Regions from separate parts of the Homo sapiens genome. Here region 2 is linked to region 1. Evidence: read pairs that join two places in POLR2A ChIA-PET (ENCODE). Cell type or tissue: B cell. All regions are shown on one strand.

Region 1 (2,500 bases):
CTCTAATTGCGCCACTGCACTCCAGCCTGGGCCACAGAGCAAGACCCTGCTCAAAAAATAACAAGAAAGGTGGAGGAAATAGGTAGAGATCAGAGGAAAGTCATGGCCCCCTCCTGACCATCCTGAGACCCTCCCAACTCCACCAATTCCTGGAGAGTCCCTCACTTGCCTTATTTCACAGATTGGGAAACTGAGTCCAGGGGCACTCAGACCACCTGAGGCCCCAGCTGGAGATGAAGAGATGGATTCAAACCACCCCTTGTGGAGTATAGTTTTGCCCCTTCCAGAGTGGAGACCGTGCCTCAGGGCTTCCCCCACCCGCACCAAGGTTGGCCCTCTCAGGCCTCATCTTTCCCACCTGCAAAATGGGCTTTTGTGAGTATGAAGGAGGGCTTGGCTTGCAGTGAGCGCTGTCCACCCGCTGGCCAGTGTGATTAGTCATTGTTGTTGTTCCCCAGTGGCCTCTGCCTGGCAGCTGCTGGAAAAACATCGAGGGAGGGAGATACAGGGCTGGGGAGGTGAAAAGCTGGACACAGACGCCCCTAGCCCCTTGGGATCAGGAACAGATGGAGGCCGGGTGCCCTGAAGTGGAGCAGGGAGGACTGCCTGGAGGAGGGACACTTGAGCTAGAATGTATAGAATTACAGGGCATCTCCGGCAGAGGCCACAGCAGAGGCAAAAGTCCAGAGGAGGTGCTTTGGGGACCACCAAGATGGACACAGTGGGTCTGGGTTTCTGTGGGGTGATGGGCTGGGGCCTCGAGCGCCAGGCTAAAGGGCCTGGCTTTCTCCGAGGGCGGTAGGGAGCCATGGCAGGTGTGTGAGCTGGAGGGGTACCCCAGACAAAGGTGAAGTGGTATTTCTCCCCTTATTGAAGTCACAACCTGACACTCCCTCTGAAGTTCCCCACATCCCACCTTCCCCTTGCCACATCTTGGCAAGCCCACCTCCTTCCCTCCGTCTCTAGGCCTGCCAAGAGGCCCTGTGGGCCCCTTATGGCCCCACCCAGCTGCCCCAGAAGCTCGTCTGAGATAAGTTCCCAGGGCTGCCCCACTTTCAGGTGCCCCACAGACTCGGGGGCGGGTGAAGCAGGAAGGATCGAGTCACGAGGGCCCCAGAAAACATGACGGGAGGAACCACAGCACTTCCCCACCTCCTCAGCTTCCGCCTTCTCAGGGAGAGAGACCTTCAGCCCGAGGAGGAGGGCCGAGCTTCCCTCCATGTGGCAAGAGACCCTAACGTCGCTGAGGATCATCTAAAGAGGGTGTTGAAGGATGCATAGGAGTTAGCCAGGAGACAACCCATTTGTTAATTTAACAAACTCATAGGCATCACTCATCAACAAGAACAATTTTCATCATTCAATCAGGACTTTCTAATGCCTCTGAGGGATCATTTGAGGATGTTTAATTATTATTTTTATTTGAGACAGGGTCTCACTCTGTTACCCAGGCTGGAGTGCAGTGACACAATCATAGCTCACTGCAGCCTCAACCTCCCAGTTTCAAGCTATCCTTCTACCTCAGCCTCTGATATAGCTGAGACACAGGCCAATGCCACCATGATGCCTGGCTTTTCTTTTTTTTTTTTTTTTTTTTACTTTTGAGACAGAGTCTTGCTCAGTCACCCAGGCTGGAGTGCAGTGGTGCGATTTCAGCTCACTATAACCTCCGCCTCCTGAGTTTAAGCAATTCTCCTGCCTCAGCCTCCTGAGTAGCTGGGATTACAGACATGCACCACCACACCCAGCTAATTTTTGTATTTGTAGTAGAGATGGGGTTTCACCATGTTGTCCAGGCTGGTCTCAAATGCCTGACCTTAAGTGATCTGCTGGCCTCGGCCTCCCAAAGGGCTGGGATTACCGGCGTAAGCCACCGCCCCTCGACCATCCAGCTTTTTTTTTTTTTTTTTCAGTTTTTGGTAGAAATGTGGTCTCATGCCTGTATCCCAGCACTTTGGGAAGGCCGAGGTGGGCAGATCACTTGAGGTCAGGAATTCGAGACTAGCCTGACCAACATGGAGAAACCCCGTCTCTACTAAAAATACAAAATTAGCCGGGCATGGTGGCTCCTGTCTGTAATCCCAGCTACTTGGGAGGCTGAGGCAAGAGAATCACTTGAACCTGGTAAGCGGGGTTTGCGGTGAGCCAAGATCGTGCCATTGCACTCCAGCCTGGGCAACAAGAGTGAAATTCTGTCTCAAAAAAATAAAATAAAATAAAAATACAAAATTAGCCAGGCATGGTGGCACGCGCCTGTAATCCTAGCTACTCAGGAGGCTGAGGCAGGAGAATCGCTTGAACCTGGTAGGCGGAGGTTGCAGTGAGCTGAGATTGTGCCACTGCACCCCAGCCTAGGAGACAAGAGCAAAACTCTGTCTGAAAAAAAAAAAAAAAAAGAAATGTGGTCTCACTATGTTGCCTAGGCTGGTCTCAAACTCCTGGTCTCAAGGGATCCTCCCACCTCAGCCTCCCAAAGTGCTGGGATTACAGGCATGAGCCA
Region 2 (2,500 bases), 860 kb before region 1:
GCACTGAGCCAAGATTGCACCACTGCACTCCAGCCCAGGTGAAACAGCGAAACTCCATCTCAAAAAAAAAAAAAAAAAAAAAAAAAAAGATTAAGGTTGACCAAAAGAAAGTAAGTGAGGCTAGGCACAGTGGCTCACGCTTGTAATCCACTTTTGGAGGCCTCAGGTGCATCACCTGAGGTCAGGAGTTCGAGACCAACCTGGTCAACATGGTGAAACCCCATCTCTACCAAAAATAAAATTAGCTGGGCATCGTGGTGGGTGCCTGTAGTTCCAGCTACTGGGGAGGCTGAGGCAGGAGAATCGCTTGAACCTGTGAGGCAGAGGTTACAGTGAGCCAAGATCACGCCACTGCACTCCAGCCTGGGTGACGAAGTAGGACTCCGTCTCAAAAATAAAAAATAAAAATAAAGACCAGGGAGGCTGTGCAGGTAGGAAATGTCTTTATTATTGGCCTTGAGTCATCATGTAGTGTCTGACATAGGTTACGTGTCCAGAGGATCTGCCTGGCACACGCTAGCTACCCCTGCCCACTGGAGCAGCCCCTCTGGCCGACGCCAGGCCTTTGTCCATCATGCCAGGGAAGCCAACCCCACCATCCCACAAGTTCATGCTAGGGGTGCTGAGGAACAAGGCTGTCCTAGGATTGGACCCTCCATCCTGGACAGGGGTCCTGGGGAGGATGAGGCTGAGGCCTGGATGATCAGTCTCTTTTTGGTTTCATGATCATTTAAAAAACAGAAAAGACAAACATTTCACAGTCTTTAAAAAATAGAAGTCTGAGGAGAGAAGCCAGAGTCCTGGGCCCCGGGAGGCCCCTCGAGGCCTCAGCATTCCCTGTCCCTTGAGGTCTGTCTGCAGGCCTGGCCACAGCACACGTGGCCCCGTCATGGTCACTGGCCCGAGCCGTAGGGCCAGTTGAAGGTACTCCCCGACAGCAGCATGTCTCTGATCAGTGTCTCAATGGGCGTCTTCCCCACCAGGCGCATGAAGAACAGCTGGGAGATGAGGGAGGCAGGGACCGCGCGCAGGGCGGGGAGCCGCAGCAGCAGGCGCCCGAAGCGCTGGGGCTGGGACGGGTACTGCGCCCGCACATACTCGGTGAGGGCCACCTGCGCCTTCTCCTGCAGGCTCTCAACGTGGGCCGGGTCTGAGAGGCCACAGGCGTCTAGGGGGACAAAGGCAAGTCAGACAGGTGGGAGGCAGCTAGAGAACACAGAGCCCACAGGGGTGACTAGGGGACACCACTCGCCACTGTGGGTAAGAACAGGGGGCCGGGCATGATGGCTCACGGCCACAGTCCCAGCACTTTGGGAGGCCAAGGCAGAAGCATCATTTAAGGCCAGGATTTGAGACCAGCCAGGGCAACATAGTATGATCCCTTCTCTGCAAAAACAAATCAGCTGGGGCTGGGCACAGTAGCTCACGCCTGTAATCCCAGCACTTTGGGAGGCTGAGGCAGGTGGATCACTTGAGGTCAGGAGTTCAAGACCAGCCTGGCCAACATGATGATATTCCGTCTCTACTAAAAATAAGAATAATTAGCCAGGCATGGTAGTGCGTGCCTGCAGTTCCAGCTACTCGGAAGGCTAATGGGAGGATCGCTTGAGCCTGGGAGGCGGAGGTTGCAGTGAGCCGAGATCGTGCCACTGCACTCCAGCCTGGGCAACAGAGGGAGACCCTGTCTCAAAATAAATAAAAAATAAAAATTAGTCCAGTGTGATGGCACACGCTTGTAGTCCCAGCTCCTCAAGAGGCTGAGGTGGGAGGATCTCTTGAGCCTAGGAGTTTGAGGCTACAGTGATCCATGATCATAGCACAGCCTGGGCGACAGAGTAATAAGACCCTGTCTCAAACAAAACAAAACAAAACAAAACAAAACAAAACAAAAAACGACCCTGGGATGCAAATGGGACTATCTAAGACTGTGTCGATCCTCCAGAGATAGTGAGGTGTTCTCATCTAACCAGTGACATAGGGGTGCAGGCAGTGATGTTTCAAGGGTGGCTGGCACCCAACTCATGCCTTTGGCAGGGAGACAGGTTCTAATTTTTTTTTCTTTAAGATAGAGTCTCACACTGTCGCCCAGGCTGAAGTGTAGTGGCACGATCTCACTGCAACCTCTGCCTCCGGGTTCAAGTGATTCTCCTGCCGCAGCCTCACAAGTAGCTGGCATTACAGGCACACTCCACCACGCCTAGCTAATTTTTGTATTTTTAGTAGAGACGGGTTTTGCTGTGTTGGCCAGGCTGGTCTTGAACTCCTGACCTCAAGCAATCTCCCCACCTCGGCCTCCCAAAGTGCTGGGATTACAGGGCCACCAGCCAGGCCAAGGAGATGGGTTCTAAGGAAGCTCGCAGGGAAGGTGGGGCTGGGAAGGGAATTTGATGAGGAAGACAGAGCCCAGAAGGGCCTACGGTGTGAGAGAATGTGGCAGCCTCTAGAGAGAGACCCAAGATAGGAAGCCAAGAAGAAATCTGGGAAGGCCAGGCGCGGTGGC

What was found. ChIA-PET counts read pairs that join two places held together with the same protein. Peaks named below come from ENCODE experiments on the same cell type or tissue, not always from the same donor. Only the 100,000 strongest peaks of a DNase experiment are listed, where the experiment ranks them.
Region 2: POLR2A ChIA-PET joins it to region 1 with 13 read pairs; 3 of 35 experiments call an interaction of 5 or more read pairs at or near these places.

Annotation. Positions count from the first base shown.
Region 1 is chr19:18,090,292-18,092,791 of GRCh38, forward strand. It overlaps a transcript of IL12RB1 not described here. Among named protein-coding and RNA genes, the nearest start is that of IL12RB1, 4.6 kb to the left of the region's middle. In B cell, no CTCF peak of the experiment used is centred here; a DNase peak (open chromatin) is centred at 1,100; H3K4me3 peaks cover 1,043 bases; H3K27ac peaks cover 2,094 bases.
Region 2 is chr19:17,231,459-17,233,958 of GRCh38, forward strand. NR2F6 (nuclear receptor subfamily 2 group F member 6) reads right to left here. Exons shown (of 4, transcript NM_005234.4): 4 at 425-1,168. The coding sequence ends at 894. Among named protein-coding and RNA genes, the nearest start is that of OCEL1, 6.5 kb to the left of the region's middle. In B cell, no CTCF peak of the experiment used is centred here; no DNase peak of the experiment used is centred here.